Linked DNA regions of Homo sapiens: regions 1, 3 and 4 are each linked to region 2. The links are chromatin loops, found by intact Hi-C in ENCODE. Cell type or tissue: GM12878. All regions are shown on one strand. Region 1 overlaps LOC101927108 (a long non-coding RNA gene). Region 2 overlaps GDA (guanine deaminase). Region 3 has its middle 34 kb from the start of LINC01504. Region 4 overlaps GDA (guanine deaminase).

Region 1 (8,000 bases), 120 kb after region 2:
GATTAGGACTAAGCCCTGGGGCCCTGAGAAATTAAGGGGTAGAATAGAAAAGGATCATGGGAGCCTCTGCACTGGGGAGGTCCACCAAATACAGGCTGGAGAACATGTTGAAAGAGGCTTCCCACAGAATCTGCTACCGCAGCTGAAGTGGTTGGTAAGAAAAGGTGCTTGGAAGTGAGGCCAAGGAACAAAGTCCGGCTAGTTGGATTTTAGTCCCTATGGAACTGACACTAGGCATTGGGGCATATGGGTTTGAAGCTCAACAGGGAAATCCTGGCTTGAGATAGATTCAGGCATCTGGCACATAGGTGCAAAAAATGAGGTTAGAATGAAGAGTGAGAAAAGAGAAGAGACCACGACAGAACTTTTAGCAGGACATACATTAAAGGGAGTGGGTAGAAAATGAGAAAGAAATCTGTGAAGGATCAATTCCAGATGATTGCAAAAAAAGGAACATATTTTGAGATGCAGCAAATGCAAAGATGCTATGCCTCAACCCTGAGGATATGTTGAATAAAGTCTGTGTCATGAGAACAGAGGCACTGGAGCACAAACAAAAAAAAAGACCAAGGCTAGCAGTTTAATTCCACCGTTTATTAACTGTGTGACCCTGAACACATTACCCAACATTTTAAACTTTAATTTTCTTACTTGTGAAACATGGTCAACAGTGCGTCACTGAGCCTTGCAGAATATCCGGTACATGACCAGTATTCATCACCTCATTCTCTTCCTTCTTCCTCTTGGCTTTAACGTTTGAATCATGCTAACAGGATAGGATACAAGAAGCAGCAATACTAAAAGTAGGAGTCTCCAGGGGGAGTGAGGCTCTTGTGGTTAGAAGAGGCTATATCGGCCGGGCGCGGTGGCTCATGTGTGTAATCCCAGCATTTTGGGAGGCCAAGGTGTGCGGATCACAAGGTCAGGAGATCGAGACCATCCTGGCTAACATGGTGAAACCCTGTCTCTACTAAAAATACAAAAAAAGTAGCTGGGTGTGGTGGCAGGTGCCTGTAGTCCCAGCTGCTTGGGAGGCTGAGGCAGGAGAATGGGGTGAACTCGGGAGGCAGAGCTTGCAGTGAGCCAAGATCGCGCTACTGCACTCCAGCCTGGGTGACAGAGCGAGACTCTGTCTCAAAAAAAAAAAAAAAAAGAATAACTAGTGTCGGTGGAACTAGTGTGGCCCTTCAGGAAGGGCAGGACTCAGGTCTGTGTTTCGCAAACATTCAGAGCCATTAGACCAGTCAGTGAAGCTTAATAAAATGCAAGTTTTCAACACCCACCCCCATGTAGTCATGAGGCTGGGCAGAGGGCCAGGTGATTCTGCTAAAAGTAGTTCTCAGACCGCACGTGAAAGAGACGCTAATGTAGACACATGGAAAAAAAAAAAGAGTGCACCACCAAGAGTGCAGCGTGTTCTTGGGGTGAGATATAGGAATGTACACGGATTTATGATCTAAGCAGAGGGCTCATGTGAAAAGTCACAGGATGTAAATGAGAACAATGAGGCCCAATAAAAAAACTCTGGAATTGTGGATAAGAATGAGAAAGCAGTGAGTGTACACATGGCTTTGGTTTTAAAGATCTCCATTTCATTTTATGACTAGGAAGAGTCATAGAAGAAGAAAAAGCCATGGAGAAAGAGAGAAGCAGACAGATGTACTGGAAGGAGAATGAAAAGACAATGGAAAGGAGCAGGGGAACACTTAGGGAAATGCCTTGCCACCAAAGAGCCATGTGACCTTGGGCAAGGACCAAATGTCACTCCCTTCCCTTCCACCGTCTGCAAAGACAGGCTTGGTTAATATTCCCTGAGATCCTTGCAAGCACCCGCTTCCCATGGTTCTCAACAGTGGGAGTTGGGGAATGTAGGGGAAGTTGTCCATGAACTTTGATGGGAAAAAAAAATACTATTCCTTTATTTTCGCCCATTTCTAACTGAAACATAGCTTTTCCTTCCATAATGCATAAAAGCAGCAAGCCATGAAAATATTAGAAGTACCTGTGACTTTGTTACCAAAAAAATAGCAATAAGTTTGTTTTTGGGTTTTTGTTTGTTGTTGAGACAGAGTCTCGCTCTGTAGCCCAGGCTGGAGTGCAGTGGTGCAATCTCGGCTCACTGCAAGCTCCACCTCCCTGGTTCACGCCATTCTCCTGCCTCAGCCTCCCGAGTAGCTGGGACTACAGGCACCCGCCACCATGCCCAGCTAATTTTTTGCATTTTTAGTAGAGACGGGGTTTCACTGTGTTAGCCAGGATGGTCTCGATCTGCTGACCTCGTGGTCTGCCCGCCTCAGCCTCCTAAAGTGCTGGGATTACAGGTGTGAGCCACCACACCCGGCCAATAAGTTTGTTTTATCACAGTTGTGCAGATACCTCCAAATATCATTTATGCTCACCAACACTTGAAAGTTACAGTAGTTATTATAGGCAACACTTTATCTTATTTAATACATTATTAAAGAAGCACATGTATTATATCTTTTAAAAATATTTTTATATTTCTTGGTAATCATATACATACTATTTTATGTATAGGACTATTATTATAGTGGGAGCCTTTAGAATGAAGATTCAAAAATACAGGGGACATTGTCCATTTTATTGCTTAGGTCCAATACAGTATGGACTATGTGGAAATATGATTAGACAAAAATGGAATGATCTAATGCCGATAGACTGAGTAAGGCCTGTCTGTCTAGATTCTTCTTGGCTTCTCTGTGCAGTATTCTTTCCTTCTGTATATGGGGCAGGATCATCTCTGAAATGGGGGTCTTATGACCAAGAGTCAAACAAGATAAGCCAAATAATTTCTTTATGGCCAGTTTTTATACAGAAAGGCAGAGGGGTAGATTAGAGTAATATTTTTAGGTTTTATGACTAGCTTTAGGGAAAAGGAGTTCTGGTTTCACATAACCCAGGGGTCCCCAATGCCAGGGCCACTGACCGATACTGGTCCATGGCCTGTTAGGAACCGGGCCACACAGCAGGAGGTGAGTGTGGGTGATCAGGCATTAGCGCCTGAGCTCTGCCTCTTGTCAGATCAGTGGTGGCATTAGATTGTCGCAGGAGGCCAAACCCTATTGTGAACTGCACATGGGAGGGATCTAGGTCGCGTGCTCCTTATGAGAATCTACATAATGCCTAATAGTCTGAGATGGAACAGTTTCATCCTGAAACCATCCCCACCTCACTCCGTGGGAAAATTGTCTTCCATGAAACTAGTCCCGGTCCCTGGTGCCAAAAAGACTGGGGACCGCTGCTGTAACCCATGTTGGGGAAGAGGGATGTTCGTTTCCTTGGCTGGCCTCAGGGGAGAATGTGACTGAGAGATAGGAGGGCAGGAGAGTGACAGAGAAAAACTTCTGCTTCTGAGGTCTCCATTTTGGGGTATTATTTTCTGAGCCCCAACATATGTGATCCTTCCACATCGTTTCTAACATGGCAGCTTCCAGGTAGCCTGGCTCCTCACATGGTAGCTCGGGGTTTTTAAGTGAGGGTCCTGAGAGAGAGGAAGCCGTACAGAAACTGCACCGTGTTTATGACTGAGTCTTGAAAGTCATATATGTCACTTTCACTGTGCTCTGTTAGTTGAGGCAGTCAGGAAGCCCTGCCCAGGCTCACAGGGAGAGTACCTAGACTCTACCCCTTGTCGGGGAAGTACTAAGCTTCTGGGAAACATATGACCCAAAATGTGTTTAGGGCCATTTCTATGAAATACGGTCCGCTACACGGTCATCTATGGGGCAGATGGTCCCAGGCATAACCAAGGTTCACTCCCTTCTGGATGCTCAGCCTACCCTGAATTTCACTCACAGCTCAACCTTGTCTTCGAATGCCAATCACCCGTTCTCGTTCTCATCCTGCCTGCAGAGCGCATCCAGCCTGTTTCCCAGCTTATTTATGTTGTGTTTTGATCTTGAGCATTTGAAACGTTCTGTTGCAATGATCCCATCTCCAGCTCACTCTCCCTATTTCTCTTTCTGGTAGAACCAAAGTGGGCCTGTTTGAATCTCACCAGCGCATCCCATATTCTAGCTGTCTGAATTATATTTACCTGAACAACTGGCCCTCCCTGCTGAGAACGCGCTAACCTCTGGATCTCGGGCCTGAGGCTTCCCCTAAGCCCTTCAGCACATCCTTTGCCTTCCCGACGCGATTCCCTGAGTGCTTCTGCCATCTGGTGGCCAATTGTGGTAACTGCACTCTACAGTCCAAGCTGATAGTTGCCCTGGCTCTTTTCCTGGACCTATCAGGCCAAGATGTTCTACTTACTGTCTCTTTAAGTCCTGTAATCCCAGCACTTTGGGAGGCTGAGGCGGGAGGATCGCTTGAGCCCAGGAGTTCGAGACCAGCCTGGGCAACATAGCGAGATCCCATCTCTACCAAAAAACAAAATTTAGCTGGGCATGGAGGTGAGCGCTTGTAATCCTAGCTACTCAATAACACGGCCTGTGAAGGAGGTTAGCAGTCTGACTGAGGAGGACAAAGTGTAAAATGTAGGTTAAAAAATAAGGAGTGAAGATGAGGGAAGATGATTCCTGAGTCCTAGTAAATTCACCTGACCCAGTAGGCTACATAGCTCTTAAGTTCAAAAAACAAGTGGGAATTGTGTTTGCACTGTTGAGGACCACAGCTGGATTCTATCCTAGCCACCCAGCTGACTAGCTTGGCAAGTTGCCTAACTTCTCTCATCAACATTGTTGTGATTGTAATATTTACTCATGTAATTGTTCTGATAATTAAATAAAATGCCTTATGAAAGGCCAGACGCGTTGGCTCATGCCTGTAATCCCAGCACTTTGGGAGACCAAAGCCGGCGGATCACTTGAGGTCAGGAGTTGGAGACAAGCCTGGCCAAACTGGTGAAACCCTGTGTCTACTAAAAATGAAAATAAAAATAAATTAGCCAGGTGTGGTGGTGCATGCTTGTAATCCTGGCTACTTGGGAGGTTGAGTTGGGAGGATTGCTTGAACCTGGGAGACGGAGGTTGCAGTGAGCCGAGATTATGCCACTGTACCCCAGCCTGGGCAACAGAGTGAGACTCTATAAAAAAAAAAAAAAAAGTACCTTATGGAAAACACCTAACCCAGGAACTCGTTTCTTGTGAGGACTTGCTGCCTGGTTCACAGATGTTGGCTTCTTACTGTGTCCTCACATGATAGAAAGGGCTAGCCAGTTCTCTGGGGTCTCTTTTATAAAGGCACTAATCCCCTTCATTACCTAATCACTTCCCAAAGGCCCCACCTTCTCATACCATGACCTTGGACGCTGGGTTTTAACATGTGAATTTTCAGGAGACACAAACATCTGTACTATAGCAATCCACATGTCACCAATCTTCTAATATTGCTAGTTTCACACCCTTGGTCAACAAACCATGCCATCCTCCCCTAGCCGGAAGTCTATGCATATCTGAATCTCGGGCCACTTCTTCCATACACAGTGAACAACCAAGTGTGCCGGTTGCAGCTCTGTCCACTGAGAGGATTTCCCCCACACTCTGTCCTTAAGGTCAATACTGAATGAGACTATAATGTGGCAACTGTCCATTTTCTCCTTCCCTTCATATGCTAAGCCAAACCATCTGTGAACCAGATGCAAGAGTTTTCCTCTTCCACCACTGGATCATCCAGAAGCTGTTGTAAGGCCATGTGTGTGAACTGAGGAAGAGGCATTAGTGCCACAAAAGTGACATACCCTCTGGAGCTGCTTGGGCCTGATCCTTATGAACGATTTTTCATCATACAATAAATTACGAAAGTTCCTTATGATTCAGTGGTTATGACGATGCCCCATCCGTGGTGAGCATCTCCATTCTCATCGCCACTTGACAACCTATAGTTAGATACTCAGTCTCTACAATGGCACAATAACCCTCATCGAGCTTCTTTTCCTATAGTGCATGGTTCTCTGCTTCAGAAGGCATGACTGTATCCAGAATACTGTGGGTCTCTGCTGTGCCTCCCCTATTGGAGCTTGCCGGAGACTGAGCAGCATCCTTTCCACCATGGGTACCTCTAGCACCATTAGGCCTGCTGGGTCATTTAGCACAAGACTCAGGGCAGACTGCAGCACGACTCTAACCTGCTATAAAGTCCTTTCTTGCCCTGGTCTCCACTCAAAATTGGCTGCATCTGAAATCCAAAGATGCTGAACAACCACTAATCCTCTTTGTGGTGGAGGGTACACGATGCTATGATTTCTTTCTCTCCTGGAGATATGTGGGTGTCCCAGCATATCTCTAACAACTGGGCCCCTAATAACTTCACCAATACAGCAGCCCCCTGAATCTTTTTCATTTTATCTTGGACCCCATATGTCTAACTAGAACATCCACAGTCTTTGCTACTTTCTGTTCCCCAGATCCAATTAACATAATATCAATGAGGTAACAGACCATCATGATATGCTGCAAAATGTCAAGATGATCAAGGATCATGAAGACTATTTTATTTCAGAAATTAGGATGCTTAATACAACCTTGATCCAATTCAGTGAAGGTACATTACTATACTTCCCACATTAATGTGAACTCTTTTGCTCACCTTTACTGACAGAATGGGGGGAAAAGTATTCTCCAGGTTAATAACCAAATACCAAGTACCAGACCTGTTACAGTAAAGATGCCACATATAGTGGAGCAGCTATAATTGGGGCCATTTGTATAAATCTATGGTAGTCCACCTTTATTGCTACAGCCCATTTGGTTTTTACAGGGGTCGTGCAATTGAATTGAACAGGGATATGATGGCTCTCCTTTAAACTTTGCAGCTGAAATCCTGTATCCAACAGCCCTAGACAGGGTTCACAATAGAAACTTCCCCAGCATGTAGTTCTGTTTGGGGGAGAATTAGAGGACCACGTATTATATATACTTGCTGGAGAGCTGTAGAATCCTCCCTCCAAGGACCCACAGTCCTTTTTTTTTTTTTTTTTTTTTTTTTGAGATGGAGTCTCATGCTGTCGCCCAGGCTGGAGTGCAGTGGCACGATCTCGGCTCACTGCAAACTCTGCCTCCCAGGTTCACGCCATTCTCCTGCCTCAGCCTCCCGAGTAGCTGGGAGTACAGGCGCCCGCCACCATGCCCAGCTAATTTTTTGTATTTTTAGTAGAGACGGGGTTTCACCGTGTTAGCCAGGATGGTCTCAATCTCCTGACCTCGTGATCTGCCCGCCTTGGCCTCCCAAAGTGCTGGGATTACAGGCGTGAGCCACCGCGCCCAGCCCCATAGTCCCTTCTAAGTGGACTTTGGGTCTGAAAATTACTCGAATATGAAAACAAGGATAGAGAGAATTTATAGTGGTAACTAACATCAGTCTTTCTCTCATCATTTCTTTTTTTTTTTTTCTGGCTATAACTCAAGCATCACCCTAGTTGGCTACCCATCTGCCTCACCTCTAAGAACACCAAACTCTGTGAACCATCATTATAGACTCTTGCAGGTCAAGGTGCTCTACTTGACACTCCACGCTTACTGTTAATTATGATAATTTTGTCTCCATGCATCTGATGCAGATGCTTAAGCACTGCCACTGGTCTCTGTCATTCTGAAATCTTACTGTTCCCATTGACACCAGAAAAGAGATCAGTTTTGCAATACCACCTAAGATTATCAGCCCTAACCTACAGAGGACAGACACCCCTGAGCTGTCAGTGATTCTGGCGCCCCTCACCAGCACATTCCTTATCTCTTTGATAAAAAGAGTACCCCTGGGCCCTCTTTGAAAACCTAGTCGGCAATAAGTAGTCTTATGCAATAAATCCATTCTATCACGCCGTCTTCTCTGAGCCTACTAACCTCCTCCTCTGTACATCTCCACCTCCTTTGCTGAAGGTCATCATGTTCAAGCTTCAAGGAGCCATCCCAGCAGCACGTTGGACCAGCTTCATGTTTCCTTGCTAGAACATTTAATCCTGAATCATGAAAGAGCATTCCAGTGTTATTTCACTCTCCCCTAATCAGCTTTATATTTTGCTCTTCCACCCTCCCCTAACC
Region 2 (8,000 bases):
GTATGACTTAGTAAGTGTTACCTTTTCTCCAGTTCATCTCTCTTTTTCCAAAAACTTTAAATCATTTCAGTGAGTGAGAACATTCTATAAAGCTAAGTATAATCAAAGGCAAATTGGAATAACTACTTCAGAGAAAGAAAAATAATAACAACACACTATCTCACTTGCCTCACAACTCTATCAAGGTGCTATTAATCCACATTTTTTTTTTTTTTGGAGACGGAGTTTCGCTCTTGTTGCCCAGGCTGGAGTGCAGTGGCATGATCTCAGCTCACTGCAAGCTCTGCCTCCCGGGTTCAAGGGATTCTCCTGCCTCAGCCTCCCGAGTAGCTGGGACTATAGGCGCCTGCCACCACACCCAGCTAATTTTTTGTATTTTTAGTAGAGATGGAGTTTCACCATGTTAGCCAGGATGGTCTCGATCTCCTGACCTCGTGATGAGCCCACCTCGGCCTCCCAAAGTGCTAGGATTACAGGTGCGGGCCACTGTACCCAGCCTTAATCCACATTTTTAAATGAGGATGCTGAGGTTCAGCTATGTCAGAAAATTTGTCCTAGTAAGTAGCAGAGTTTTGATTTGAATTCACATAATCTGACTCTAGAAACCATGTTCTTAACTACCTGTAAAATACTGATTTGAAATATATGAAAAATTTTATGGAAGAACAGAGGAAGGGGCAATTTATTTCAACTTGGGAATAAAGCCTTTGTGAAAGCCTTTGTGAAAAAGAGAAGATCAGAGCTGGGCCTTAAAGGAAGAGCAAGATTTCATTTTGATAGAAGTAAAATGGAAATGGGGATATAAAAAGGAGGACTATTCCAGGCAAAGAAATTGGTGCCAACAATGTGGAGGCATAAAAGGACATGATGTGCTGGAAAACAGGGAGAAATTTGCATGGATAGACATCCCTTGGCTCATGGATACAATATGGTGTAAATCAGTCATGGTAATCCTATTCCCACTTGCCAGACAGATAAATGAAGCAACAGAAAGAATTAGAGAACAGGTTGGGGCCAAATAATGTCATGCCTAGAACATCTTCCAGGACATTTGAAACTTAGAGGCAATAGTGAGCCATAGATGGTTATAGAAGAGTAGATACATGATACTACCCATGGTCCAAGAAAAGAGTTTTCAGTAATGTGGGGGAAATACTAGAATGAGAGAAAACAGTTAAGGGTCTCCTGTTATATTTTAGCTCAGAGACACTAAAGGGTAGATGGGGGCAATGGAAGTGAATATGCACACAGAAATCCCAGAGGAAAATTGGCTGGGCTTGACTATTGATATGGGTGCCTGGAAAGGCCAGTAAGGAGAAGAAGGAGAAGGTAGTTATTCTTGTAAAGTGTAAAATATTGTTCATTGAAAAGCAGTGTAGTAATGAGGGTGCATTGGGCTGCAATGAACAGTACCCAACTAACAGAGATTTAGACAATAAAGACATTTCATATCTCACAAAAGAAGTCTGGGCTGGCTACCGTGGCTCACGCCTGTAATCCCAACACTTTGGGAGGCCAAGGTGGGTGGATCACCTGAGGTCAGGAGTTCAAGACCAGCCTGCCCAACATGGCGAAACCCCATCTCTACTAAAAATACAAAAAATTAGCTGGCCATGGTGGTGAGTGCCCGTAATCCCACCTCCTCGGGAGGCTGAGGCAGGAGAATCGCTTGAACCCAGGAGGCGGATGTTGCAGTGAGCTAAGATCGCGCCACTGCACCCCAGCCTAGGCAACAAGAGTGAAACTCCATCTCAAAAAAAAAAAAAAAAAAAAAAAAAAGGAAGTCTAGAAGTCTGATAGTAGACAGTTCCAGGTAGGGGTAGTTCAACTGCTCAGTGATGTTAGAAAATGGGATGGTGTCTCTGAAATCCCCTTAACCTTTTCCTCACAGTCTCACATGGTGGCAGCAGCAGTTCCAAGTATCTTTTCTTCATATGAGAGTATCCAAAAAAGGCAGGGCTTCTCTTCCCACATCCTAGAAGCTTCTGAGCAAACTTCCTGTATGTCAGAATATTATCACTAGTCACCCTCAGCTACCAGGAAGCTGGAAGAATAAGTATCTGATAAATGGAGATAGGATTACCATGACTGGCTTACACCATGATGTATCCACAGGCTGAGTCTACCATGGACTGATCAAATTCAGGTGTTAATAAGGAAAAAGAGGTCATGACTGCTGAGTGGGTAACCAACAGTGTTTGCCATGAGCATTCTGAACAAGCAATCAGCCTTCTAGAAAATGGGAATTTGCAAGATGATCTTGTAATAATTGGGAGTGAAAGCATCTTTCTGATGAAAGCCAAGCTCCTATTCAGCAGCCTCAGAAGGAAGGGATTAGCCCAGTTTCCTTTCTCAGGACCAACAGCATATTTTGAGTTGCTGAGCTTGGCAGGAAGTGGAGGAAAGGATGATACACAATCACTAGGATTTGTGATTTAGACTGAGAGAACTTCTGGTAAAGTAGCCTCAGGTGAGAAAGAACTCTTCCTCCTCCCAGCAGTCTTCAGAACTGAAGAACATTGGGTCACTCTTTTCACCAGGGCTATATAATCCTCTTTTGCATGTTCCAGTCCTAAAAGGTCCAATTCAGCTACTACTTCCTTCAAGAAGCTTTTCCTATCACTGGTCAACTTGTGCCCCACTGTACTATTTACACACATTTACATACATTTTGCGATCACTCTTGATGCACTTACCTTCCAACCTTACATATGTAAGCTATCATCAAATCCAGTCAACTTGATCTAAATAGCTACTGATTCTATCCACCTCTCCATCTGCATTACTGACAATAACCGCTGAAGTCTAATGGACATGTACTACATGCCAGGCATTATTCTATATATTTTACACTTACTAATCCATTTTATCCTTTCAACAACCCTATTAGGTAGACCATAGTAATTATTTTATGCATAAAGAAATTTGGAGATACAAATGGTAAGGAACTTGATCAAATTCACATAGGTAATAAGTGATAGAGGTACTCTTAGGAGTTCATATCTCAGTTGATAACTACACTGCCTCTCTCATCTAAACCACATTCCATTTTACCTAAATACTGCAACAGGCTCCTATCTGACCTCCTTGCCTGCACTCAACTTCTCTTCAATGCATTTATCCTGAAGTTAGACCTTTATAACCACAAAATATAATCATGACACAATCCCACCATCCCCGATGCCCTCCATAACATAGCCCTGCCTACCTGTCCTGCCTTATCCTGTGTTAGCCTTCTCCTCAACCTTTGGACTCTGACTACCTTGACTGTTTCATTCCTTCCTACCCCAGGACCTTTGCACAGGCAGTCACAGGCAGTTCTCTCAACCTAGAAGGCTCTTCTTTACTTCCAATGCTGTCCACCTTACCTATTGGTATGGTTTGGATGTGCCTCCATCCAAATCTCATCTTGAATTGTACTCCCCTAATTCCCACATGTTGTGGGAGGAACCCAGTGGGCGATAACTTGAATCATGGGGGCAGTTTCCCCCATACTGTTCTCATGGTAGTGAATAAGTCTCACGAGATCTGATGGGTTTATCAGGAGTTTCCGCTTTTTCATCTTCCTCATTCTCTCTTGCTGCCGCCATGTAAGAAGTGTCTTTCACCTCCTGCCATGATTCTGAGGCTCCCCAGTCATGTGGAACTGTAAGTCCAATTAAACCTCTTTTTCTTCCCAGTCTCAGGTTGTTTTTGTCACCAATGTGAAAATTGACTAATATACCTACTTAACTTCTCATTGTTCACATCGCAAGTTTGATGTCACTTCACGCTAGGGAAAGCCTTCCCCTAACTAGTTCAAGTTCTGATAGGTCATGGCAGATTCTGTTAATTTATTACTAGATCATCAGTTTCAAGAGGGCAGGGCAGTATTTGCATACTTTGTTCATCAATTTATCTCCGGTGAAAACCCCAGTGTTTGGCTCAGGAATGAGTCACTTTTATTACAGCTACAAGTCTTAGCTCCCGTGCCAAAGTGCAGATTCTTTGAGGTCCAGGACTGTGCCCTAGAGAAGCAGTCAGCGACAGTAAAGAGAACATGGCCTTTGCCCCATACTAATTCAAAATCCAGCTACACCACCACCGTATCTGAATGCATGACTTCTCAAGTCTCAACTTCCTCATCTGTTAGTGGAAATAATGACATTGTCAAGTCTAAAAGAGATACTAAAGATAGCTTGCTAGTGAATCTAGCACCAAATGCTTCTTGATCTTTCTTCCAGGGTGCATCTTTGGGTCCCAGGGGATCAATGACATAAGCAGTGAGAATAAAAAGCTAAGGTTCTGTGACCACCCCATACAGTTCATCACAGGCCGTGGCTTCCTTCTCTACCACTTGGCATGTCACCATGTGAAAACATGCAAAATATCACAGTGAGCAAGAGGTTAAGGATTTGCTAGGAGGCAAAGGGAATAGAATGAACATGGTACATGTTAAGTATCCACTAAGTGCCAGGCATTTTCATACATTATCTCATTTAATAAATAGCAAAAGGAAATCTGACTCTACAAATGAGGAAACGGAGGCTCAGGCAGGTTAGGTCTCACCTGTGGTCTCAGCACAGGTAAGTGGTAGAGACTCTGACCTGAACCCAAGTCTCTATTCCTCCATTGGACTTGCTCCTGCCACCCCAGGACACAACCTCAAAATGAATCTCTTCCTCACTCTTGTTTCTGGGTAAGTGTGCATTAAAAGGCCCAAGGCATGTTTATGCATCTTTACTGTCAACCTGACCCTGATGTATGTGGGAAGAATCAGGCAACTTAGTAATATTTGAGCATGCATTACCTCAAGATTAAATATTTGCAAATGAATTAAACATGTTAGAGTCTATATTTTTTTTTTATTATACTTTAAGTTTTAGGGTACATGTGCACAATGTGCAGGTTAGTTACATATGTATACATGTGCCATGCTGGTGTGCTGCACCCATTAACTCGTCATTTAGCATTAGGTATATCTCCTAATGCTATCCCTCCCCCCTCCCCCCACCCCACAACAGTCCCCAGAGTATGATGTTCCCCTTCCTGTGTCCATGTGTTCTCATTGTTCAATTTCCATCTATGAGTGAGAACATGCAGTGTTTGGTTTTTTGTCCTTGCGACAGTTTCCAATTTCATCCATGTCCCTACAAAGGACATGAACTCATCATTTTTTATGGCTGCATAGTATTCCATGGTGTATATGTGCCACATTTTCTTAATCCAGTCTATCATTGATGGACATTTGGGTTGGTTCCAAGTCTTTGCTATTGTGAATAGTGCCACAATAAACATACGTGTGCATGTGTCTTTATAGCAGCATGATTTATAGTCCTTTGGGTATATACCCAGTAATGGGATGGCTGGGTCAAATGGTATTTCTAGTTCTAGATCCCTGAGGAATCGCCACACTGACTTCCACAATGGTTGAACTAGTTTACAGTCCCACCAACAGTGTAAAAGTATTCCTATTTCTCCCCATCAAGCTACCAATGACTTTCTTCACAGAATTGGAAAAAACTACTTTAAAGTTCATATGGAACCAAAAAAGAGCCCGCATCACCAAGTCAATCCTAAGCCAAAAGAACAAAGCTGGAGGCATCACGCTACCTGACTTCAAACTATACTACAAGGCTACAGTAACCAAAACAGCATGGTACTGGTACCAAAACAGAGATATACATCAATGGAACAGAACAGAGCCCTCAGAAATAATGCCGCCTATCTACAACTATCTGATCTTTGACAAACCTGAGAAAAACAAGCAATGGGGAAAGGATTCCCTATTTAATAAATGGTGCTAGGAAAACTGGCTAGCCATATGTAGAAAGCTGAAACTGGATCCCTTCCTTACACCTTATGCAAAAATTAATTCAAGATGGATTAAAGACTTAAACGTTAGACCTAAAACCATAAAAACCCTAGAAGAAAACCTAGGCATTACCATTCAGGACATAGGCATGGGCAAGGACTTCATGTCTAAAACACCAAAAGCCATGGCAACAAAAGCCAAAATTGACAAATGGGATCTAATTAAACTAAAGAGCTTCTGCACAGCAAAAGAAACTACCATCAGAGTGAACAGGCAACCTACAAAATGGGAGAAAATTTTCACAACCTACTCATCTGACAAAGGGCTAATATCAAGAATCCACAATGAACTCAAACAAATTTACAAGAAAAAAACAAACAACCCCATCAAAAAGTGGGCAAAGGATATGAACAGACACTTCTCAAAAGAAGACATTTATGTAGCCAAAAGACACATGAAAAAATGCTCATCATCACTGGCCATCAGAGAAATGCAAATCAAAACCACAATGAGATATCAGCTCACACCAGTTAGAATGGCAATCATTAGAGTCTATATTCTTAAAAGCTACATGCTACTTGAGCAGAAAGTATAACTCTGTATTTTGCTTTATACCAAAAAGTTGGCTAGATAATTTCTTTTAATTAACCTGCTTTTGAATGAGCTTTAATTTAATGTATTAAGAGCAGTTAGTCATTGGCATTCTCTGGGCCTAAACGAAGTTATACAAAATAAGGAATAAAGTTTAAAAGCGAGACCAGAAGGACAGAGTAAGCTTTGTGCCCTCTCGCTGAGATTCTACCCCAGATCTAAACTTGCAATGGAGAAATAAGCTCCTGATACTTCACACAGCTTGTCCCATCACAGAAACTATGTGTTACAGTTATTCAAAATGTAATCCACCCGCTGCTATAATCCACCCGCTACCTGCGTCTGAATCTCCTGGGATGCTTGTTGGAATGCCACTTTCTGGGGCCTACCCCAGGTCTATAGATTCAGAGTCTCTGAGGATGATGCCCAGAAATCAGCATATTATCAAGCACCCCTAGATATTTCTGATTCATTGCAAGGTTTGAGCTCCTAAAAATTTAGGAGTAAAAATTTACAGATCATTGGCCGGCGCGGTGGCTCACGCCTGTAATCCCAGCACTTTGGGAGGCCGAGGCAGGGGGATCACGAGGTCAGGAGATCAAGACCATCCTGTTAACACATTGAAACCCCAACTCTACTTAAAATACAAAAAAATCAGTGGGGCGTGGTGGCGCCTGTAGTCCCAGCTACTCGGGAGGCTGAGGCAGGAGAATGGCATGAACCCGGGAGGCAGAGCTTGCAGTGAGCCAAGATCAAGCCACTACACTCCAGCCTGGGTGACAGAGCGAGACTCCATCTCAAAAAAAAACAAACAAAAAAAAACCAAAAAAAAAATTACAGATCATAATAATTCAACATATTTCTGTATTCCAAAGGCGTATTATTTTCTTTTTTGAACCTTGAAATGTTTAAATAAATAATATATTTATCCCAGCAACTCTAAAAGTAAGATACTCTCCATTTTGAAATGGGGGATGTCAAGTTTTGAAATATGTATGGCATGCTCTCTCTTTAAACACAGCCAGGTATCAACTGCCTTGCACCTAGGAGGAGAGGAGAGCAACAGTTAGCAATCCACTGGTTCAGGAGCTCTGTACCATACATTCCAGCCACTGACTAACTCACCTTTGTATTCAATTCCTAAGTCATTTTGTCTTGTGGGGGAAGGGCATGTTTTCTAAATTTATAACTTCAGTATGATTTTTAGTGAGGAATAGACTCCCTGACTCAACTACTAATTGTGTGTTTGGGAAACTCTTTTATTCTTCTTCTGTACAAGCACCAGAAAAGGTATTTTTATTACTTCCTTTTCTTATTCCTCTCCACTGGTAAAACCAGTTGCCTGTTACCCTACCAATTACAATTCTGGATATGGGAAATTAATTTTTAAAAAAGAAACCCAAGAGTTGAACAGCTTCTTGTGATTAAAATAACACCTCTAATCTTACACCAGTTTAGCAATCTCCGTTCCTTTGCTTCCTGGGACTTGCCCCAAACCTGAGTTCCCTGAAACTTGAGGACCAAGTCCCCAAGCATGGGTTCATCAGTCTCAGGGTTTACCGGAATCTCCCTGGGAGAGCTCTGAGAGTTTTATCACCTTGGAAACACAACAGCA
Region 3 (8,000 bases), 120 kb before region 2:
GACCTTGGAAATATGTAGTGCCATCAACTGTCTTGGTTTCCCAGGGCTGAGGGTATTTGGGGACATGGAGCCATAAACCATAGGCTGATTTATTTTTCAGCACTTTTTACTGAGTCACTGCCATGAATGATGTCCCTGCCAACCTGAATGCAGAAGTCCCCGCCACTGGTGCCTGGCTTAGAATCCGTTGGATTGGTCTCCCAAGCATCACTCGGCCTGTCTCCACTACACTCAGTCCCTCCTCCATGGCCATGAGTTCATGTACTTCACCAGCCCAGGGAGGAATGGACAGTCTTTCAGGTCAGGGTAGAGCTGCTTCAGGTGTTCCTCAGAGGCCCAAAGGTGGAATCCCTTCAGCTCAAAGTGCCTCATGACATTGCCCAGCAGGCCCCACCGCACACCGTGTGGCTTCATGGAGATAAAGGTGCGCTCGAGGTTGGACATGGTCTGGGAAGCTGATGGGGCAGGCAGTGGCTGCACTGCAGGAGCTGAGAGCTGCAGTGACCTGCACCCAGATTTCCTATCATGAGCATTAGAACACATATCTCTCCTGCTTCAGCCTTGCCAGTAAGAACAAGAACTCTCCTCTGCAGATAGCCCCTGCCTCACTCCTTCCCATTCTTGTGCTTCCTTCTTCATATACCAGTGATGAATTTCCCATGACTTGGGGAGAAAAATCCAACTGGAAGTGGAAGGAGATAGTAGTGGTGGTGGTGGAGGGGGTGGTGCGGGGTAGAGGAAGAGTTAGTGATGAATCATGAATACTTAGGTAATATAATGGGACAGGCTTGGGCAGGAAGAAACACTGGGGCAGGACAGTTCATGTGAAGAAAAAAAATGTTGTTCTGGGAGATGCAGGTCAGAGCAGGGCCGTTAAGTCAAAACCACCGGCACTGTAGAGATGAATATTGTAACCAGCTTTTATTTTAATTCAGGCTGTCCCCACATCCAACCCCCCTTTTTTAATTTGCAAGAATCCTCCACCTTGTGTGGTGTCCGTGGGATGTGGTACCTCAACTCTTACCAAAGAATATCAGGATGAAGTCTTCCTCCTTCACGCCCATCATGGAGGTGGGAGCACATGACCCAAGCTGGTTAATCCAATGCCCAGGGACCAGAGTTGAAGGGCAGTTAGCATCTTTCACCGTGTACCACATGGTTATGGTACCCAGCGATAGAAGAGGCATTCAGTACTGGCACGTCCTCTGGAAGTGGAGAGCTGATTTTGGATAGCCCTGGTCAGTTGCTGTTACTTGCATCAAACAGTCCTGATTACATCATGACCTCTCTTTGATCCAGAAGCTGTAAATTTCTACATGCCTTCAGGCAAACTCAGCTCTGTCTTCAAATAAAATAGAGGCAAATCAGATAGCTTTTTTCCCCTTAAAGACAAATTCCTTCCAAGGATTATCAATATATTTATTAATCTCTTCTCTTTATGGGCAGAAAAAAAGTCCCCATGAATTTAAAATGTGAAAATATATTTATTGACTTAAAGATATAATAATTTTAGGGAAGCAAAATAGTTGTGTTCAATTATTTTCACAGCAAGATGCCTGTAAAATGTATATAATTGGATTGATTGGCACTGTTAATGACTCTTCAGATATGTACAAATCTAGTCATACGCTCTAAAATTTGCAGAGACAAATCAATTTAATATGCTTTATTCACTTTCTAAGTTTAACATTGGGATATATTGTGATTGAATAAAACATTCAGATGTGCTCTAATTTACATTTTGCCCACAAAATAATTCCCAATTCTGCTTCATTCATACCATTGTTTAGTATTGTGGTTGTGTTCATCATTTCTTAGCAAGGAGAACATAAGTTTCATCTATTACCAGCTGAATGATTTGACTCAAAAGGCAATTAAAAATCACACTCTTGGGAGGCCAAGGCAGGTAGATCATGAGGTCAGGAGATCGAGACCATCCTGGCTAACACAGTGAAACCCCATCTCTACTACTGAAACTACACACACACACACACACACACACACACACACACACACACACACACACAGAGAATTAGCCGGGCATGGTGGCATGTGCCTGTATTCCCAGCTATTCGGGAGACTGAGGCAGGAAAATTGCTTGAACCCCGGAGGCGGAGGTTGCAGCAAGCCAAGATCACGCCACTGCACTCCAGCCTGGGCGACAGAGCGAGACTCCATCTCAAAAAAAAAAAAAAAATCACATTCAACCTAGACAGTGTTACCAGTTGAGCCACAGGTCAAGCCCAGGTTTAATGTAAAAGAGGACCACACTGGGAGTAGGCATGAAAACTGAGAGTCATGGTCCATTGGACACCATCTTTGAATGACTCACTTGGCCGCCTGCTTTTTATTTTCTCTATAAAATGGATTAACTATTGCCTGACTGTCAATCACTATCACTTTCAAGATATCTTCACTTAATAACAGGTTGTTATGAGGATTAAATAAAGCTTGGGAAAATTCTAGTGACTGCTCCCTATGGATGAACAGAGATAGACTTAAACTTGAAATGATACAAATCTAGTGAGCATAGAAAAATTCTGGATCCGAAGACTTCAGTGGGTTAAAAGGATGGACTTACTTTAGGAACATGCAATTCAATAGAGGTAGAAGAAAACTCCAACAGTTGGATCTATAAATACTAATGAAAAAATTGATGAGTAGATGAATGACTTAAGAGACCAATGTGGAAAAGAATGAAAGGTTTAAGTAGATAATAAAACAGTGAGATATGAAGAACTAAAAATACTTCATCCAGATTTTTTTAAATGCTTCAGTGGGACATAGTAGTTTTCTTCAAATATGTGAAGACTTTCATAAGCAGACATGGTAGACTTGCTCTTGAAAGGCGTATCAGCGGGTTAGAGGTGAAAGTCTGCAAGAACAATTCTGGCTACTCAAGAGATTTTCCAACTTGGCAAGAATGGAAAGAACCTTGGGACATAGTCTTGAGCTGCCCATCACTCTCAGGGCTTAAACGAGATTGAATATTCATTGCTGAAAATGTCAAAAAAGGGATTCAAAGATCAGTCAGCTGGCCAAGCAAGGTGATCTTTAGAGTGCCCTTCCAAACCTGAGATTCTAGATTTCCAAGCCTTGACTCTTAACATCTGTCATGGAACCATTATAGCACCATCTGCCCAATTTCCCCGCTGATGATTTCACCTGACTATGTAATCCTGGAAGAGGGGTGATGCCCATTAACTTGTAGTTGGTTTATATAAGCTAGAGCAAGCTGTGTGGTTTGAATCATGTATGTGTCCATAGGAATCTAAAATAATTGGCCAACTGTAAGCAGTGTTGTTGAATTTCATATTTGGTGAATATGTAAAATGCTTTGAATTACATTGAAACTTCCTAAGTTAACTTTAATATGTTCATGGACATTCATTATTTTCTCGTATTTCCACAAGTTAGAGATAGCTTTCCAATGGACAAATCTTTGCCTTTTATCTTAAGGAGCTGAGGTGATTCAAGCAAGCCATTTGGAAGTTCATAATTTTGTGGTTTTTTCCTTGTAAAATTGTCTTCACGAAGGAATTAAGTAAGCAATATTTGTTTTCATTGAGAATATAATTTTATTTACAACTGATCTATTGTAGAATTTGGGTTCAACCTAGGAAATTATTTTCCTCACATAAGAAAAAATACATCCAGTTTCTTGCTAGAAAAATAATCACTACTTGTTTTGTACATTTAAAATCATGAATTTCTATTCTACTGGTTGTCAAAATAAAGTTAATTTAACTTATTTTTTCCTCTGCCCTTGGCCCTTTTGGAGGGAGACTGGTCATTCCACAGTCGTTCATTCAAGCTTTGGCCACTAGGTGGAGTACTAGTTAAACATTGGCTGGCCTGCTTGCAATCTCACCTTGCACTTGAAAAACGCCAATTTTTTAGTCTTGTTATCAAAAGACCAATTTCATTCACTTTAAAATAATTGTATTTATTCTAGCATTTGTCTCACATGGAAGCATATATATTTTTTATCTGGTAAATAATTTTTTATGTTGTCCTGTAAGAAAATAAGCCACTTAATAAAATGAGTTCCTCATCAAGGGAGCTGTGCAAGCGGAGGCCAGACAACCACTTGGCAGACAAGTTAGAAACAGAATGACGTTTTCACTGTAAATATTTTCGTGTGTAGTATTTTCTGAAAACAAGGACATTCTCTTACATAACCAGAGTGCGATGACCAATACCGTTATCTTACCCAGGGGGTAGCAAGTTTTGGCCTGAAACTCAGTCAAATCCAGCCCACCATCTATTTTTGCAGGGCGCCCTAGGTAAGAATGCTTTTAGATAGTTAAGCTCTTTCTTTCCTTCCTTCTTTCCTTTCTTTCTTTCTTTCCTTTTTTTCTTTTCTTTTTCTTTCTCTCTTTCTCTTTCTTTTCTCTCTCCTTCCTTCCTTCTTTCTTTTCTTTCTTCTTGCTCTGTTGCCCAGACTGCAGTGCAGTGGCACGATGTCGGCTCACTGCAACCTCCGCCTCCTGGGTTCAAACGATTCTCATGCCTCAGCCTCCTGAGTAGCTGAGATTACAGGCGTGTGACACCATGCCCAGCTAATTTTTGTAGAGATGGGGTTTCATCACGTTGGCCAGGCTGGTCTCGAACTCCTGACCTCAAGTGATCCAGCGGCCTCGGCCTCCCAAAGTGCTGGAATGACAGGCATGAGCCACCGCACCCAGCCAGTTAAGCACTATTTAACACATGAAAGTTATATGATATTCACGTTTCAATGTTCATACACTAGATTTATCAGAACTCAGCATGCTCATTTGTTCACACGTCTGTGCCTGCTTTTGTGCTGCACATGCAGAATTTACTGCTTGTGACAGAGACCTGCCAAGGTTCTCTCACCGTTTGGTCTACAGAGCCTAAAATAGTTACTCTCTGGCCCTTTACAAAGAAAGCTTGCAGATCCCTGATCTAATCAACAAACATTATTCAAATCTTTCCAATTGTCCCACTAATGTCCTTTATTTGGCCTGGAATCCAACCTAATTATTTAACTTCTGTGGACCTTGGTTTCTCTCTTTGTGCGATTAAAATAGTAATAGATCTTTCCCATTTAATTTTTGTGAAAATTTTATGAGTTGATCCAATAAATCTCTTGGAACAATGTTTGGCCTATAGAATAACCACCACATTAAGTGTTGGCAATTGTTACTACTTCAATCTTAGTTTTACTTTTCATTTTTAAAAATTCATATATTTGGCCAGGCGCAGTGGCTCATGCCTGTAATCCAGCACTTTCAGAGACTGAGGCAGGAGGATCACTTGAGCCCAGGAATGTGAGACCAGCCTGGGCAACATAGCAAGACCCCATTTCTACAGAAAAAGCAAAAAATAATTATCTGGGCATGGTGACACATGTCTGCAATCCCAGCTACTCAGGAGGCTGAGGTGGGAGGATCGCTTGAGCATAGGAGGTTGAGGCCGCAGTGAGCCATGATTGCACCACTGCATTCTAGCCTGGGCAACAGAGTGAGACCCTGCCTCAAAAAATAAATAAAATAATATATGTATTTTTAAAATTAAGCAATACATACATTCAGTACAAAAGTTAAATGGTACACATACAAAAGAGAATGCTGCGAAATGTAAGTTTCCCTGCTACTCTCTCCAAAGGCTACTGCTTTGGGAAATTTTAAATAACTACGTAGTACTACATGGTATTTTTAAAAAACTTTTTATTTTTTTTTGAGACGGAGTTTCACTCTTCTTGCCCAGTCTGGAGTGCAATGGCAGGATCTTAGCTCACCGCAACCTCCGCCTCCTGGGTTCAAGTGATTCTCCTGCCTCAGCCTCCTGAGTAGCTGGGATTAAAGGCATGTGCCACCACACCTGGCTAATTTTGTATTTTTAGTAGAGTTTCTCCATGTTGGTCAGGCTGGTCTAGAACTCCCGATTTCTGGTAATCTGCCCACCTCGGCCTCCCAAAGTGCTGGGATTATAGGCGTGAGCCACTGCACCCTGCCAAAAATCTTTTTAAAATTAATTATTATTATTGTTATTTTTTTTCAAGATAGAGTCTCCCTCTGTTACCCAGGCTGGAGTGCAGTGGCATGATCTTGGCTGACTGAAAACTCCACCTCCTAGGTTCAAGCGATTCTCCTACCTCAGCTTCCCAAGTAGCTGGGATTATAGGCATGTGACACCACACCCAACTAATTTTTGTGTTTTTAGTCGAGACGGGGTTTCAGCATACTGGCCAGACTGGTCTTGAACTCCTGGCCTCAAGTGATCCGCCCACCTTGGCCTCCCAAAGTGCTGGGATTACAGGCATGAGCCACTGTGCCCAGCCACTGCATGGTATTTAACCAGTGCCTTGTTGGTGTACTTTTAGGTCACTCCCAATTTTTTGCTATTATAGTTACGAAAATATTCTTGTGTTTGTGTATAGACTAAATTCCTCAGTGTGATATGGAAGTACTGGGAAGGAAAGAGCATGATGCCTTTAAATGATATGAAAGCAAGGAAAGGAAGTGCTGGGTAGAGGAGGGCATGGTCCCTGTCTAGGACTCCACCCCCACAGACCTAGATGAGGACAGGCATTTCCTGCCCAAATGTTGCATTTCCCAAGACCACCCTGGCCTGCCACACCCCCATCCTGTGTCTATAAAAACCCGAGACCCTAGCAAGACAGACATACAAGCTGCTGGATGTTGAGCACATAGATGGAGGAACGCATGGGTGGCTGGATGTCAAGAGGAATGTACCAACAGTCACCAACAGAACAATGAGGAGTTTTGCTGGGGCAGTCAGAGGAGAGCCCAGGCTGCTGAGCAGTCCGACTCCAGGGGAAAACCTTCCCACTATATCCCCTTCTGACTTCCCCCAAGTTACCTCCACTCAGTAAAACCTTGCACTCATTCTCCAAGCCCAGGTGTGATCTGATTCCTCCAGTACACCAAGGCAAGAAACCAGGATACAGAAAGCTTTCTGTGCTTGTGACAAAGTAGAGTTTAACTAAGCTGGTTAACACAAGCCACCTACAGACGGTGAAATTAAAAGAGCAAAGCTAAAAGGGCACCCTGTAACACACGCCACTGGGGCTTCTTAGGAGTCGTAAACATTCACCCCTAGACACTGCAGTGGGGTTGCAGCCCCACAGCCTGCCATTCTGTATGCTCCTCTAGAGGTTTGAGCAGCAGGGCACTGAAGAAGCAAGCCACATCCCCATAACATGCCTTACGAGGGGGACAAGGGAACTTTTCCCATTTCTACTGGGGGCTTGTGAAGGACATGAATATCTTTATTTTTGAGAGTTGTTACCAAATTTCCCGTTTCAGAGATTGTTCCAATTTACAGTCTCACTGGCAGCATATGAGGGAATATGTTTCTTCCAATTATGAGATTATCATTTTAGGAGTTTAACAAACTGATGGCTGAAAATTGGTAGTTCCCTTTTTAATTTAAAAATCTCTTATTATTAGTGGAAATGAACATCATTATCTATTAAGAATCAGTTGTATTTCCTCTTCCGTGAACACTCTATTCATATTCTTTGACCAATTTTTAAAAACATTGGACATTTTCTTATGAGTTACAGATATTAGACATTTACAAAATTACGGCTGGGTGCGGTGGCTCACGCCTGTAATCCCAGCACTTTGGGAGGCCAAGGTGGGCGGATCACGAGGTCAGGAGTTCGAGATCAGCCTGACCAACATGGTGAAATCCCGTCTCTGCTAAAAATACAAAAATTAGCCAGGCGTGGTGGTGCTCTCCTGTAATCCCAGCTACTCAGGAGGCTGAGGCAGGAGAATCGCTTGAACCTGGGAGGCAGAGGTTGCAGTGAGACAAGATCATGCCACTGCACTCCAGCGTAAGTGAGAGCGAGACTCTGTCTCAAAAAAAAAAAAGAAAAAAAATTACTCTGTGATATGAACTGTATTTTTAGCCCAAATTGTCAATTGTTTTTCAATTTTGTTTATGGTGATTTTTAAATCATTTGAACTTTACTGTAAAGATACAGAATGATAATATGATACTTT
Region 4 (8,000 bases), 49 kb before region 2:
ATTCCATGTTTCCTCCTTTGTGAAAAAACAGGGTTTTCTTGACTAGTACAGACATCAGAAGCTCAAGTGTCTGCAGGATTGAAATAGTTTGGAGTTAGGATAATAGAAATGAACATGCCGTACCTTAGACAGTAGCCTCTAATTAGATCCAGTGTGTTCCATTTTTTGTTGTTGTTGTTATTTTGGGTTTTGTTTTTTGAGACAGGGTCTTGCTCTGGAGTGCAGAGGTGCCATCACACATCACAGCTCACTGTAACCTTGAATTCTAGGGATCAAGAGAGCCTTCCACCTCAGCCTCCCAAGTAGCAGGGACTACAGATGCATGCCACCATGCCTAGCTATTTTTTTTTTAAGACAAGCCCTTGCTATGTTGCCCAGGCTGGTCTTGAACTCATGGCCCCAAGTGATCCTCTTGCCCTCAGACTCCCAAAGTTGTTGGGATTATAGGCATGAGCCACCACACCTGGCCCAGTCAATTGTTTCAAAAAAGCAAATGAGAACTCAGTAATATTGGTTAGCCCCAAAAGTCAAAAGAATTTGGAAACCTGTCAATTTTTCCAAATATTAAGATAATTTTCATGTAAAACAAAAAGATCTGGCCACCAGCAGAGGATGTTTAGAACCTGTCAATTACAGACAAGGATGAGCTCTCCATCACAAATCCAGGTGGAAAGCCAATACCATGACAAAGGTATCAAATTTAATCTCCAGCAACTAGAAAAGTGTATGGGTTCTAGGATGTGCTCAGTAAATATTTACTGAATGAACACCTGAGGAAGCAGAATTACTAAAACAACAAGAGACATAAAATGAATGAAAAATAGCATCCTTTGATGAATAGGACAGGATGTCATATCTTGAAAGAGGAACAGGTTATTATAAATAGTAAGAGTGAGTTAATGATTTACAAAACTGGCCCATACCATTTCCTAAGAATGTAGTGTGAAAGAAAAGTTTAGAGACATGAAAACAGAACAGAAGTTTCAATATTTTTCTAATAGTAATTATCAAAAGGAAGAATAGATTGAAGAGAGGAATATACTCAGAAAGAGAGAGAAAGAGAAAGAGAAATAACAGAATTCCTAGAAACAGAAGGAAGACAGAAGTTCTCTTATTGAAAGAACTATGTATTAAAGAGAATGAATTGAAGAATTAAACTGAGAATGAATTGGGATGATCAACAATTACAATTTCAGAATATCAGGAATGAAGAAAAAAATCTCAAAGGCCAGAAAATTAACTAGAAAGAAATGAGAATCACATTGATGTCAGCACATTGGATGCTGATAGATAAATAATTTCAAATAGAATTCTCTCTACAGCTAAGGCATTGTTCAAGAGTCAAAAAAAAAAAGTAAAGCCATTTTTGATAATTCTAGGTTTTAGAATGTTTATCACTCACCTGATTGGAAAGAATTGTCAGAGGATATATTCCAACAAAAATGAATGAAGACAGGGATCCAAGTAGCAAAATAAAAAGCAAAGCTCATTGTTAAATTATAATTATAATAATTATTATTATTGAGATGGAGTCTCACTCTGTCACCCAGACTAGAGTGCAATGGTGCACCTTGGCTCACTGCAACCTCCACCTCCTGGGTTCAAGAGATTCTCCCACCTCAGCCTCCTGAGTAGCTGGGATTACAGGCACCCGCCACCATGCCTGGCTAATTTTTGTATTTTTAGTAGAGGCGGGGTCTCACCATGTTGGCCAGGCTGGTCTTGAACTCCTGACCTCAGGTGATCCGTCCGCCTAGGCCTCTCAAAGTGCTGGGATTACAGGCATGAGCCACCGTGCCCGGCCCTCATTGTTAAATTAAGTGCAGATGTTAAAATAAAAAACTGGAATTAAATTGAGATAATTTTTTTAAATTAAACTTAAAAGTTAAATATTATCTTAAATATAGTATACACGGCAAAAAAAAATGGAACTAAAATCTCAGATGATATAACATAGGACGTAGCAAAAAAGGTAGGGATGAAGAAGGGAACAGAATGAAAATGTTCTTGTCTTACCATATGGGAGAATATGCAGCAAAAGAATAGAAGTGTTCAAGACTTTTAACAACTTCATCTCATAGAGATAGAAAAAAATGTCAAATCAACAGAGAAAATGCAGTCTTCTTTTAAAAAATCGCAGAATAATCATAAAAATTAACCTTTTATTAGGTCATAAATCTCAGCTATCCCCAAGAAAAATGACACATTACATTTACTAACCAAACTAAAATAAAACTCAAAATTAAAACGGATATGTAATCTAAATTTTTCTAAATTTTCAAAATTTTAAGCACCTTTCTACAATCTTGACTTAAAGATGAAATTGAAACGGAAAGCTGGGGTTATTTAGAAGCACTACACAAACACTGATAGTAAGCCCCTTCCTCAGTGTCAGGCCCAAACCAGGAGGTACAGGGCTTATATGGGAGAAGATTTTAGTGAATGAGAAATTGAAACTTCAAATTGGACTGTGTTAAAGCAAGCTAAATTTGGCCTGAGCATGCTTCTCAACTTTGAGTTTATAAGGAACTGCAACCTAACTTAGTTTATCAACTCACTGAAAGCCTGATTAGTAATATGCTTTTGTAACAAATAGCTGAGTCTCAGCCAATCACAGCAGCTGAGCTCTAGCCAGTCACAGGTGCCAAGTGATTAGAACAAGTTTGAATAAGGCAAACCCAGAGCTGTAACAATCAAGCTGTTGCTATACCTCACTTCCATTTTCTGTCTTAAATGCTGCCTGCCCACCTTGCTGGGCAGAGTCCTCTGAACCTTTCCTGGTTCTGAGAGCTGCCTGATTCTGGAATCGTTCTTTGCTCAATTTACTCTGTTAAATTTAATTTGTGTGAAGTTTTTCTTTCCACAACTAGAATGAACTGAAAACACTAGAAAGTTCAGGAAGTGCCCTAATTACAGTAAAGGGACAGGACAGGGAGACCCCTGAGAAAGGGAAGAAGGAAGGGAGGAAGGAAACCCAAAGCTACTACTGTTTATTCCCACTGAGCTCATCCCACTGAGTAGGCTACGTGGCTAGTTAACACATCTCCACACCCTTAAACAGATGTCAGCCATACCCTCAGTGCCTCCAACTTAAAAGTTTGTGGGCCCACACTCATTCATTATCAGACACATAAGAAAGAACATAGGATATGTGCTCCGCAATTTTTTTTTTTTTTTTTTTTTTGAGACAGAGTCTCACTCTGTCACCCAGGCTAGAGTGTAGTGGCCTGATCTTGGCTCACTACAACCTCCTCCTCCGGGTTCAGGCGATTCTCATGCCTCAGCCTCCTGAGTAGCTGAGATTACAGGCACATGCCACCACACCCAGCTAATTTTTGTATTTTTAGTAGAGACAGGGTTTTGCCATGTTGGCCAGGCTGGTCTCAAACTCCTGACTTCAGGTGATCCACCCACCTTGGTCTCCCAAAGTGCTAGGATTACAGGCCTGACATCAAATACTTAAACCACCATCACACTCGGCCTGACATCAAATACTTAAACAAATCTCTGATGTCAGAAATAATTTATATGGAGTACTGCCTGAAAAATATATAGTCTTTGATACTCTACCTCTCTAAACATAAAAGAATGATCTATCTGGACTTCTTGATAGTATAGAATCTTTACAATATATATTTTGGCAGCATAGTGTCTATCCACACTAAGGAATATTGAGATTAATTTTCTTAAGTTTCAGTATGAAGCATAGATATGCTTTACCTTAACAAATGTGTTTTTTAATCATAAAAGCAGTGTAAATTTCAGAACTGATTTCCCTCTTTGGGTCAGGTTCTAGAAATCTAAAGCCAAATTCATGACAAACTAACAAATGCATGGACCCCCACAGTAGACATTGTTTTCTTGGTTTTATTTTACTTTTCCTTCCCCCTTTTTTTTCTTTGCCTTGATATCATGACTCATTTTCTTTTGTTGTATACTACGCAATTTTCAGCTATCTCACATCTTTTTTAGAACAATGTGAGGCATAAATAAATTTTGAGAATAAAGATTTGGTGTGGTTAACACCATTCATTAACACAATGCACCAGCTACTTTATACATAGCTTTAGTCCTTCTCAGCTTTTCTAGTGTCATGTGGTGCATGCTAAATATGTAAGATCCACAATTGCACTGAATTTATAATTACGTGAGGCAAGTGTATAAATGTTAGCACTTGCTCGGCCGGGCGCGGTGGCTCATGCCTGTAATCCTGACACTTTGGGAGGCCGAGGTGGGTGGATCATGAGGTCAGGAGTTCAAGACCAGCCTGAGCAATATGGTGAAACCCCGTCTCTACTAAAAATAGAAAAATTAGCTGGGTGTGGTGGCAGGTGCCTGTAATCTCAGCTACTTGGGAGGCTGAGGCAGGAGAATCACTTGAATCTGGGCAGCAGAGGTTGCAGTGAGCCGAGATCATGCCACTGCACTCCAGCTTGGGTGACAAAGTGAGACTCTGTCTCCAAAAAAAAGAAGAAAAAAAAAAAGCACTTGCTTTTACTCTCTAAGACTGGAATGATGCAAGACCAAAAAAACTGGCAAGATGGTTAGGTCAGTTGATGTGGAAGGCTTATAATACTGCCACCACCACATGTAGTGAACACCTTAGGAGGAATCAATGGGTCCCACAAAAATCCATGAGTGTTCAGACCAAGTGCGCTGAACACCAGGACATAATGATCAGACAAGGCAGCATTTGCGCTTTAGCTCCTTTACTGCAGAAACTGTTTCTAATTCCTGAGTAGATTCTGGTTCTGGGCACAGGATTGGAGTAAGAAAGGAACTGATTTTCCTGAAAGAGGAGAAGGAAGGACACTTTCAGAGCCTTCAACATATGGCTGGTACACACTACTGCCACTGTTCAATGACTGTACTAGCCCCAGAGTTCCCTCTAGTGGTGTCAGTGCTCAAGTCACATTACCACGTGCCATGCAATATGGGACCATCCTATTTTCCTTCCTTGCAAAGCTCCCAGAATAACATGATATTCCTTCTAACAGTAATTTAAATATTTAATTTTAAATTTCCTTGGGCATTTTTAAAGCAAACAAATAGAGCTCCCACCATGTGCTAGGCACTATTCTAAGAACTTCACAAATATTAACTTGCTTAATTATCATGAGAATCCTGTGAAATAGGTACTATCATGATCTCTATTTTTTACAGATGGGAAAAGTGAGTCACATAACTTTGCAAAGGTCACATAATGAATCCATATGGTCCTCAGAACAGCATTATGGATTAGCAGGAGTAGGGAAATACACATATTCATTAAACCCAGATTTGGTAAAGTAAAACACAGAAAGTAAAAGAGTAACGTAAACCCACCAGATTGGGGTTTTGGAAACTTGGATTCAAATTCTCTCTTTGCCACTGACTAGCTGTGTAGGTGAGGTGGTCACAAACTCACTGGACTGTGAAAAAGAAACTTAAAAATTCTCTATGGCCCATCTTAGGCTTAACTGCTTATGCTTTATAATTTAAATCTGTCCTAGGAAACTGATATTTCTATAGATGACCAAACAGAATACCACACTCACACACAAGATACTTACGACAACTCTGGTATATACTTCTTCTGCAAAGTCGATGTTCTGGAATCTGTGTTCTGCAGGAAATGTGTACTTGGTCAGCCACTCCAAGAGTGGCAGGTCTATGCTACTTCCAGCAAAGGAATACTGAGAGGCATGGATGTGTGTATCAACCAGCCCAGGCATGAAGAACTCACTGGAAATTAAGATGAGAATAAAAGTATTTAATAATATCTTCAGTCATTTCCCATATTTTTAAATCACATTTTTTCCCAAGCATGATTTCACTGTTCACCCACACAGGTTTATAGGTAATGCAATCAGACAACTGTAAATTCTCCAATTATTTAGAGGTCAGGACATAAAAATGAAGCTCTGCTAGGAGAGATATAGCTTCTAGGTTGGAATGGCTGGTCGGGGTTAACCAGTGATGACGAAGGGAGGGAAAAACACAGCATTGAGCAGAAGCAAAGCAGTGGTGGCACAAGAAAGGACGGGAACTCTGATTTAATCCCATGACTTTGTTCTCACAACTGATAGTTGTAGGTCAGAGATCAAGAATGGAAGAGGAGGCCTTTAAAACTTCTAGAGCCGTGCTGAGCAATGTGCACACCAGTCACTAAGGGCAACTAAAGGTGAGAAACAGACTGGCTGCAATTTTAGACTCAGCAGTCATCTTGATCTTGTCTGACTACAAGAAACCTAGTCTTTTCCCACGTGTTACAGAAACTGAGTTCTGAAATAGAAGCAGCAAGAGCAAGCTGGTTAGGGACAGGCGATCTCAGGAGATGGACCACAAACGGGCAGTGGTGTAAGTAGTGAAGCGAAGAGGGAGTTACATATGATGCTGTGACAACCATGCTCAGGATGCTTGTGATCACTAATGCTACCACCATGATCCACCAATTAATATTCATATTTCTATTAATTCTTATAATTAGAAAGTCCTGGAAAGTGTTCAGAGGCACTACCCACAGAATTGAGGCAGTATGGTGCTAACAGACACTTCATGCTTTTCTAAAGAGCTAATGCAGTTCACCACAGTCACTATTAAGTATCCAACCTCATCCAAACAGATATTTGCCAAAAGATGGGACCCTCTACTGCCACCATTATCCTAGGTAAGTATTCAATCACATAAGCAACTTGAACTTGAAACCTAACATTACAAATAATTCCTCATGCTATCAAATCAAATGTATACATACCACCTAACTGTAAGCCAAATAAAGCCATGAGTAACTCTAAATGCTTTATTTTAAAACAAGAGCAAGGAATGGCAGACTCAGTGGTCATCTTGATCTTGTCTGACTACAAGAAAGCCTCTACATCGCATGGAAAAGACTAGCTTTTTTGTAGTCAGTTATTATAATAATGATGGTGACAGCAGCTAATGTTTCCTGAATATGTACATTCACTAGGCACTGGCACAGCGTTCTACATACATCATCTCATCTGTGGGCAGCAGTTGAGTTAAAGTGTATACATTCTGGTTTTGGCCTGCTAAGATCTGAAATCAGGTTTGACCATAAATCAGCAGTTAGATATTTGACATATTAAAAAAAAAAAAAAATTCTGTGTGACTCAGTTTCCCCTTATGTAAAATGGAGATAGTAGTAGCATCATAGGGCTGTCATGAGGATGTATTTAGTGTGTGTAAGAACAATGCCTAGATAATGGAAAGCATCAATAAATGTTATGGATGATGATGATGATGATGTAATGTTCACAAGAAACTTAGTAAGTATGAGAGTACTGTTACCCTCCTTTACATAAGGGTAAGCTAAAGCTCAGGGAATTTATGTAGCTTGAAAAAAAGTAACTGTTAACTAGTCAGCTTTGGCGCTGAGATTCAAACCCAGGCAGTTTGTCTGTAGGTTCAGTACTCTCGGTCACTACGTTCCACGTGATGGAATTGTTAATTCACTGACTATGGAAATAAAGAACTGTGACAAATTTTTAAGGACGTCAAGAAGGCAGCATTAAGTGGGCCTATAATGTGGGAAGCACTCTGAAAGGGAGGGTGGAATATGGATTTCTCTCAGGTATCAGTCACTGATCTCTCTACAATGTCAGTCCTTTGGGTCTTTGCTTTCTCTCCCGTCATAAAACGGAATAGCAGTGTAACTTCCTCATGCAGTTAAATTGTTTAACCAAATAATATTTCCCAATGTCTACTATATTTAGGAAACCGCCAAGCCCTGTGGAGAGTCCAGAGAAAAATAAGGCATATTGTCGTCAAAGACTTTATAATCTAGTTGAGGAGGTTACGGGTGAATGAGGGAGACAGAGAGGAGGAGGAAGAAAAATGAGGAGAAAGAAAAAGGAGAGGAGGAGAAGAGGAAAAGGACGAGAAAGGAGGAGGAGAAGGAGAAAAAGAGGAGGAGGAGGAAGAGGAGGAGGGAAGAAGAAGAGCAAGAAAAGGAAGAAGAAGGAGAAGGGAGAAGAGGCAGAAGAAAAGAAGGAGAGGAG

Evidence for each region. A loop is a pair of places that touch in the nucleus more often than their neighbours do. Peaks named below come from ENCODE experiments on the same cell type or tissue, not always from the same donor. Only the 100,000 strongest peaks of a DNase experiment are listed, where the experiment ranks them.
Region 1: a loop joins it to region 2, with 5 times the contacts of the local background. A loop is called at or near these places in 7 of 110 quality-filtered maps.
Region 3: it touches region 2 in a loop (5-fold over the local background); 2 of 110 quality-filtered maps call a loop at or near these places.
Region 4: a loop joins it to region 2, with 6 times the contacts of the local background. A loop is called at or near these places in 4 of 110 quality-filtered maps.

The regions. Positions count from the first base shown.
Region 1 is chr9:72,035,322-72,043,321 of GRCh38, reverse strand. It overlaps LOC101927108 (a long non-coding RNA gene), which reads right to left. Exons shown (of 5, transcript XR_001746719.1): 2 at 7,803-7,918. Among named protein-coding and RNA genes, the nearest start is that of C9orf57, 21 kb to the left of the region's middle. In GM12878, a CTCF peak has its summit at 4,176 (motif pointing left); DNase peaks (open chromatin) are centred at 1,421, 3,671 and 4,171.
Region 2 is chr9:72,150,810-72,158,809 of GRCh38, reverse strand. All of the region lies in intron 1 of GDA (guanine deaminase), which reads right to left. Among named protein-coding and RNA genes, the nearest start is that of GDA, 5.4 kb to the right of the region's middle. In GM12878, no CTCF peak of the experiment used is centred here; a DNase peak (open chromatin) is centred at 4,019.
Region 3 is chr9:72,267,897-72,275,896 of GRCh38, reverse strand. It overlaps the pseudogene LOC100289320. Among named protein-coding and RNA genes, the nearest start is that of LINC01504, 34 kb to the left of the region's middle. In GM12878, a CTCF peak has its summit at 3,824 (motif pointing right); a DNase peak (open chromatin) is centred at 2,312.
Region 4 is chr9:72,200,295-72,208,294 of GRCh38, reverse strand. It overlaps GDA (guanine deaminase), which reads right to left. Exons shown (of 14, transcript NM_004293.5): 3 at 5,553-5,724. Among named protein-coding and RNA genes, the nearest start is that of GDA, 55 kb to the right of the region's middle. RefSeq lists a silencer at 4,806-4,965. In GM12878, a CTCF peak has its summit at 4,882 (motif pointing left); DNase peaks (open chromatin) are centred at 916, 2,534 and 4,870.